Regions from separate parts of the Homo sapiens genome. Here region 1 is linked to region 2. A link is an interaction called in ENCODE POLR2A ChIA-PET data of the cell type or tissue named here. Cell type or tissue: MCF 10A. All regions are shown on one strand.

Region 1 (4,000 bases), 210 kb after region 2:
CCTCCACATAATAAAGGCCATATATGAAAACCCACAGCTAACGTGATACCCATTGGTAAGAGATGGTAAGAACAGGAACAAGATAAGGATGCCTGCTTTTGCCACTCTATTCAACAAAGAACCAGAAGTCCTAGCCAGAGCAATTGGACAAAAAAAAAAAAAAAAAAAGAAAGAAAGAAAGAAAGAAAGAAAAGGCATCCAAATTGAAAACAAGAGTTATCTCTGTTCACAGATGACATTATTTTATGTGTAGAAAATCTTAATCCACAAAATACTTTTAGAGTTAATAAATTCAGGACAAGTGCAGAGTGGCTCATGCCTCTAATCCCAACACTTTGGGAGGCTAAGGTGGGAGGATCGCTTGAGCCTAGGAGTTTGAGACCAGCCTGGGCAACAAAGTAAGATCCTGTCTCTACAAAAAATGTTCAAAAATTAGCCAGGTGTGGTGGTGTGCACCCGTAGTCCCAGCTACTGGGGAGGCTGAGGTAGGAGAATTACCTGAGCCCAGGAAGTGGAGGCTGCAGTGAGCTGAGATTGCACCACTGCACTCCAGCCTGGGCGAAAGAGCAAAACTCTGTTGCAAAAAAGCAAACAAACAAACAAAAAAAAACCAGGCTAGGCGCGGCGGCTCACGCCTGTAATCACAGCAGTTTGGGAGGCCAAGATGTGGTGGTGGGCACCTGTAATCCCAGCTACTCGGGAGGCTGAGGCAGAGAATTGCTTGAACCCAGGAGGTGGAGGTTGCAGTGAGCTGAGATAGCGCCACTGCACTCTAGCCTGGGCAACAGAGAGAAACTCTGTCTCAAAAGAAAAAAAAAAAACAAAAAACAGCTAAACTGCTGAGGACTCTCCAATTTGTGTTTCTTCCAACCACCTACTGGATGTCACCATTAGGATGCGTCACTCTCACTTGGAATTTAAAAGCAGTCAGAATTGGAATTCATTGTTTTGCCACTGACCTCCCCAGACCTGCTTCCTCCAACTTCTGTGTTCCCGTCAGTAACATCTCCATTGAACCAGGATGAAAACTGCCCTCTGACTCTCTGTTCTTGTGGTCCATTCATCAGTTACCAGGTCCTAACAACTGTTTATTCTTCTTGAACTTCAACATTTCCATCACCATCCTCTACCAAAGGTTCTTACCTGTCTCCAGCATAGCCTCATCAGTTCACCCTCTAGACCACCACCAAATTCGTTATTTTTAAATGTTATTTTTAAAATTCAAGGCCTAGCACGGTGGCTCACACCTATAATCCCAGCACTTTGGGAGGCCGAGTGGGCAGAGCACTTGAGGCCAGGAGTTCGAGACCAGCCTGTGCAACATGGTGAAACCCTGTCTCTACTAAAAAATACAAAAATTAGCCGGGCATGGCAGCATGCACCTGCAGTCCCAGCTACTCCAGAGGCTGCAGCATGAGAATCACTTGAACTGGGGAGGCGGAGTTTGCAGTGAGCCCAGATCATGCCATTGTACTCCAGCCTGACCAACATAGTGAAACCCCATATCTACTAAAAATACAAAAAAAAAAATTAGCTGGGCATGGTGGCACATGCCTGTAATCCCAGCTACTCAGGAGGCTGAGGCAGGAGAATTGCTTGAACCCAGGAGGCGGAGGTTGCAGTGAGCCAAGATCATGCCACTGCACTTCAGCCTGGGTGACAGAGCAAGACTCTGTCTCAAAAAATAAAAAATAAAAAATAAAAAAAACCTGCTACAACTCAATAATAAAAAGGCAAATAACCTGTTTTTTTTTAATGGACAAAAGACCTGAATAGACATTTCGCAAAGGAAGATGCACAAATGGCCAATAAGCACGTGAAAAGTTCCTCAACATCCTTAGTCATCAGGGAAATGCAAATAAAAACCATGATGAGATACTACTACACACCCACCAGCATGGCTGAAATTAAAGAGAATGTCAACACCTAATTTTGGCAAGGATGTGGAACAACCAGAACTCTCACACACTATGTAGGAGTGGAAAAAGTACAACCACTTTGAGCAATGTGGTTGTTTCTTTTCTTTTTTTTTTTTTTTTTGAGATGGAGTCTCACTCTGTTGCCCAGGCTGGAGTGCAATGGTGCGATCTTGGCTCACTGCAACCTCCACCTCCCAGGTTCAAGCGATTCTCCTGCCTCAGCCTCCCGAGTAGCTGGGATTACAGGCATCTGCCACCATGGCCGGCTAATTTTTTGTATTTTTGGTAGAGACAGGCTTTCACCATGTTGGCCAGGCTGCTCTCGAACTCCTGACCTCAGGTGATCCGCCCACCTCGGCCTCCCAAAGTGCTGGGATTACAGGCATGAGCCACCACACCCAGCCATCTTTCTTTTTTTTGAGACAGGGTCTCACTCTGTCGCCCAGACTGGAGTGCAGTAGAGCAATCATGGCTCATTGAAGCCTCAACTTCCCAGGCTCAGGTGATCCTCCCACCTCAGCCTCCTGAGTTGCTGAGACTACAGGCATGTGCCACCACGCCCAACTAATTTTTGTATTTTCTGTAGAGACAAGATTTTGCCATATTGCCCAGGTGGGTCTCAAACTTCTGGGCTCAAGCAATCCTCCTGCCTTGGCCTCCCAAAGTGCTGAGATTACAGGTGTGAGCCACCACGCCTGGCTCGGCAGTTTCTTACAAACCTAAACATACACCTACGATTTGACCCTGCAATTCCACTCCTAGGTATTTACCCAAGAGATGGGAACATGTGTCTACAAAAAAAAAACCTACAGAACAATATTCAAAGCACCTTTATTCATAATTGCCCAACACTGGAAACATACCAAGTGTCTACCAATAAGAAGTGTCAACAGGCTGGGTGCAGTGGCTCACGCTTGTAATCCCAGCACCTTTGGGAGGCCGAGGTGGGCAGATCACCTGAGGTCAGGAGTTCGAGACCAGCCTGGCCAGCATGAAGAAACCCTATCTCTACTAAAAATACAAAAATTAGCTGGGCATGGTGGTGTGTGCCCGTAATCCCAGCTACTCATGGGGCTGAGGCAGGACAACCACTTGAACCTGGGAAGCGGAGGTTGCAGTGAGCCAAGATCGTGCCACTGTACTCCAGCCTCGGCAACAACAGCGAAACTCCGTCTCAAAAAAAAAAGTGTAAACAAACAGGTATATTCACACCATGTAACAGTATTCAGCAACAGAAAGGAACAAACTAGTGATACAAACAACACGAGCAAATCTCAAAAACACGCTGAGTGAAAGAAGCCTACAAAAGATGAAATGCTGTCTGATTCCATCTAGGTGAAATTCTAGAACACATTAAACTAACTTATGATGGAAAAAATCAGGGCAGTGGTTGCCTTAAGGGTGCTGGTGCACAGACCAACTGGGAAGGAGCATGAGGGAACTTTCCAGGGCGATGGTGATATGGATGTTCTGGATCCTGAAAGGGGATTAGGCTACCCAGGTATTTGTAGTTGTCAAATGAATGGGATGGCATATTTAAGATCACTATGGCTGGGTGCAGTGGTTCACTCCTGTAATCCCAGCACTTTGGGAGGCGTGCAGCCCAACAGTGGGAGGATCACTTGAGCCCAGGAGTTCAAGACCAGCTTGGGCAACATGGCAAAACCCTGTCTCCACAAAAAATACAAAAATTAGTTGGGTGTGGTGGCACGCACCTGTAGTCCCAGTACTCAGGAGGCTGAGAGGGGAGGATTACCTGAGCCCAGGGAGGTCAAGGCTGCAGTGAGCCATGATCATGCCACCGTACTCCAGTGGGGAAAACAGGGCAAGACCCTGTTTCAGAAAAAAAAAAAAAAAGATTGTATTTCACAATTTTACCTAAAAAAAATGTAAGTAAACATTGAACTCTAGTTAATAATATGTATGGTCTGAAGTGAATGAAGTTTGCAACTTACTCTGTTTTTTTTTTTTGAGATGGATTCTCGCTCTGTTGCCCAGGTTGGAGTGCAGTGGCACAATCTCGGCTCACAGCAACCTCCACCTCCCAGGTTCAAGCGATTCTCCTGCCTCAGCCTCCCAAG
Region 2 (4,000 bases):
GTCTGCGTCATCGAGATCATCGAGGTCTTCTTCATTGACTTCTTCTCTATCATTGCCCGCCGCCAGTGGCAGAAAGCCAAGGAGTGGTGGGCCTGGAAACAGGCTCCCCCATGTCCAGAAGCTCCCCGTAGCCCACAGGGCCAGGACAATCCAGCCCTGGATATAGACGATGACCTACCCACTTTCAACTCTGCTTTGCACCTGCCTCCAGCCCTAGGAACCCAAGTGCCCGGCACACCGCCCCCCAAATACAATACCTTGCGCTTGGAGAGGGCCTTTTCCAACCAGCTCACAGATACCCAGATGCTGGATGAGCTCTGAGGCAGGGTTGAGAAGACAGATCTAGTCAGGACCACCAGCCATGGTCTAAGGACATGGATCGGGTGCCCCCAGACGTGTGCACAGGGGACCCTCTGCCCCACTCTGGGCTTTTCAGATACTCTGACCAAAAAGCCTGCTTTAAACCGCAAGATGGGGCCTGGGCATGCGCAGGAGGAGCCATCGGGTACTACGCAGCAACACTCACAACTGTCCAGGCTGAGATAAATCCCGGGACCTGAACTATTAGCACGTCACTAGAGACTGGGAGCCGAGGCAGTGGTGCTGGCCCAAGTGAAGGCCAGAGTGAGGACTGATGCAGCTCTTTACGGGTCTTGAGAGGGAAGGACTCTTCCAAAGCCCCAAAGCCGAGGGTTTCACCCACACTGCCAGCCTGGGTTGGGGCCCAAGGATGTGACCTTGAGTGTCAAGGCTGGACAGCTACTGCCAGATGCCAAAGATAGGAGAAAGTGCCAGCCCTGAAGCTGGAGCCGTTTGTGAATAAACTGTTCTTCATCATTGACACTGGAGAAAGGTGTCCTCCATGCCCTCAGGCAGCAGAGAACTGGCCCAGAGCCCTTGGAGTGTTGGTGGAGATCAGAGTGCCGTGGTGGAGGTCTGGGACTATGTCAGAGTGTCCTCACTTTGGGGCATGGGTGGGTCCAGGAGATGGATTTAGTTATTCAATTTTGTGGATGAATAAATTGAGGCACAGAAAGATTAAGTTACCGGCCCAAGGTGACACAGTGAGGAGGTGGCAGAGCTAGGATTTGAACCCAGACAATCTGACTTCATGATTTTGCATCCAATTCGTGTCTGTGCCTTTTAAAGGGTGAGGTCTGTGTCACTTTGGGTGGGGAGGGGGAGCATGGTGGGCCATGCTCTGGGCAGCTGTTCCAAGACAGAGCTGACCCTTCCATTACCAATGGCCTGTCCCTCACCAACAAGCCAACTGCCACAGATGACCCACTTCATACCACATTCACATCTTTCCACCTGAAATGGCTAACAGGTATTAAATCCTTGGTTGGTGTTTAAAGCCAACCCAAGAACAGGGTGTTAGGTACTGTTTTAAGCACCTAGATAGGTTAGCATAGGGGACTGCAAATGGTGTTCCGCAAAGCAAATCCTGTTTTTGACCATGAACTAAGAATTTTATTTTATTTTATTTTTTATTTTTTGTAGAAATAGGATCTCACTATGTTGCCCAGGCTGTTCTTGAACTCCTGGCCTCAAATGATCTTCCCACTTCAGCCTCCCAAAGTGCAGGGATTACAGGCACAAGCCACCGTGCCCAGCCAAGAATTTTTATTTTTGCTTTTAAATAGCAAAAGAAGAAGATTCTGTGACTCATGAAAATGATATGAGATTCGAATTCCAGTGTCTATAAATAAAGTTTTATTGGTACACAGCCACATCCATTTGTTCAAGTTTTGTTTATGGCCATTCATGCACTACAGTGGCAGAGTTGAGTAGCTACAACCCAGACCTGCAAAGCCAGCAAACCCTAAAATATTTTCCCTCTGTCCCTTTACGGAAAACTGTGCTGACCCTTGGATGAGCACATTCAATGGGTATGATTATCCCATTTTGTGGATGAAGAGACTGAGGCATAAAAGATTAAGTTACTTGCCCAAGGTGACACAGCTAAGAGGTTGCAGAGCTAGGATTTGACCCCAGACAGTCTGACACCAGAGCTGGTGCCTTTTATCACTCCATTATTTTGCAGCCATTCTGGTCTGTACCTTTTAAGAGTGAGTCCGATGTCATTTTGGGTAGGAAGAGGGAGAGGCTAAATACCCTGGCTCTAGGGCTAAAGGAAGTCCTTCATCCATGGGTGGGGAAGGTCCACATTTCAGGACTAATCCCTTCATGAGAATGGCTGCTAGTAAGGGCAAGAGTCTTGGTAAAAGAGAGGGGCTGTAGGGACCCTGTCTGGACCTGGGCATCCCTGGTCCAACTCAACCCCAGGCCTGTGGCTAGAGTAAGCCTCTGCTCTATCTGGTGTTTCCACCAGACCTTATAGGGCAGGGCATTGCCAGGAGGCATGCCAGCCAGCAAGGAGGAGGTCATAGAGACCCCAGACTGGAGGGAGCTCCCCTGTGAAGTGGGCTCAGGAGCCAGGCCCATGCAGGTGAGGATTGGGCTACAGAGGCCGTGAGCCTGGCTTTCGTCCATGCTGGGCTCTGGCGGCTGTAGCCGGTGCCGACAGGGAACTTGCAGCTGATGTCTACCTGAGCACAGCACAGACAGGAGCTTCCTCCTCCTCCCCAATGGTGGGGACAGGAGGTGCCCTCAGATTCGTGGAATTGGCCAGCCTCTGCCTGATGGAGGAACACTTCTAGTAGGCTTGTCAAAGGCAAGGCCATGAGAATCCAAAGCCAACAGCCGCTCAACTCCCCCCAAGCACACGGGCGTGCACACCCAGCAAACTCCAGCTGTCTCCATTCTTGTTTGGCTCTTGCAGTGCCCAGCATCGTCTTCCCTCCTTCTCCACTTCACCCTTCCAGGCCAGCTGCAAATGTCAGCACCTCTGTAAAGTTTTCCCTGACCCTCTTCCCTTGCCCCAAGAAGTTGGAGCTTCCACCATTACACAACTTTCACCCATATATATATATAATATATATAAAATATATTATATTATATTTTATATATATTATATATTATATATATTATATATTATATATATATACGTATTTATATATTATATATATATATACGTATATATATATATGAAACAGGCAGGGTCTTGCCTCTGTTGCCCAGGCTGGAGCGCAGTGGCATGATCATAGCTGACTGCAGCCTTGACCTCCTGGGCTCAAGTGATCCTCCTGCCTCAGCCTCCTGAGTAGCTGGGATTACAGGTGCTTGTCACTACCCATGGCTCATATTTAAATTTTTTATAGAGACAAGATCTCACTATGTTGTCCAGGCTGGTCTTGAACTCCTGGACTTCAAACAATCATAGCTCACTGCAGCCTCAACCTCCTGGGCTAAAGCAATCCTCCTGCCTCAGCTTCCCAGGTAGCTGTAACTATAGAAGCACACAATTATGTCTGGCTAATTTTTTATTATTATTTTTTGTAGAGATGGGTTCCTGTTATGTTGCCCAGGCTAGTCTCAAACTCCTGGACTCAAGCTATTCTCCCGCCTCAGCCTCCCAAAGTACTGAGATTACAGGATGAGCCATGGTGCCTGGCCCTGTATACAATTTTTTATCCACATCTGCCTCTATCATTAGACTATGAGCTCTGCAAGGGCAGGAATTGTGTCTTATCTCCTTGTCCCTAGATGGGGACGGGACAGAGTACAGTGTTGGCATTTAGGAAAAGTTTGTGGCGCTTATAAAAACAGTGACAATACTAACAATGGCTAATATGCATTGAGCTCTTATGGTTTGCCAGGGATTCTGCTAAGCACTTCACACACATCAGCTTGTGTAATTCTAACAGCTCAGGAACTCATAAAGAAAGAAATGGAGGCCGGATGTGGTGGCTTACGCCTGTAATCCCAGCACTTTGGGAGGCCAGAGCGGGCAGATTGATTGAGCTCAGGAATTTGAGACCAGCCTGGGCAACATGGCAAAACCCCATCTCTACAAAAAATATGAAAAGGTATCTGGGCATGATGGTGGCGCACGCCTGTAGTCCCAGCAGCTACTCAGGACACTGAGGCAGGAGGA

The links. ChIA-PET counts read pairs that join two places held together with the same protein. Peaks named below come from ENCODE experiments on the same cell type or tissue, not always from the same donor. Only the 100,000 strongest peaks of a DNase experiment are listed, where the experiment ranks them.
Region 1: POLR2A ChIA-PET joins it to region 2 with 7 read pairs; 3 of 35 experiments call an interaction of 5 or more read pairs at or near these places.

What each region holds. Positions count from the first base shown.
Region 1 is chr16:23,426,670-23,430,669 of GRCh38, forward strand. All of the region lies in intron 6 of COG7 (component of oligomeric golgi complex 7), which reads right to left. Among named protein-coding and RNA genes, the nearest start is that of COG7, 25 kb to the right of the region's middle. In MCF 10A, no CTCF peak of the experiment used is centred here; a DNase peak (open chromatin) is centred at 1,882.
Region 2 is chr16:23,215,149-23,219,148 of GRCh38, forward strand. SCNN1G (sodium channel epithelial 1 subunit gamma) reads left to right here. Exons shown (of 13, transcript NM_001039.4): 13 at 1-1,735. The coding sequence ends at 321. Among named protein-coding and RNA genes, the nearest start is that of SCNN1G, 34 kb to the left of the region's middle. In MCF 10A, no CTCF peak of the experiment used is centred here; no DNase peak of the experiment used is centred here.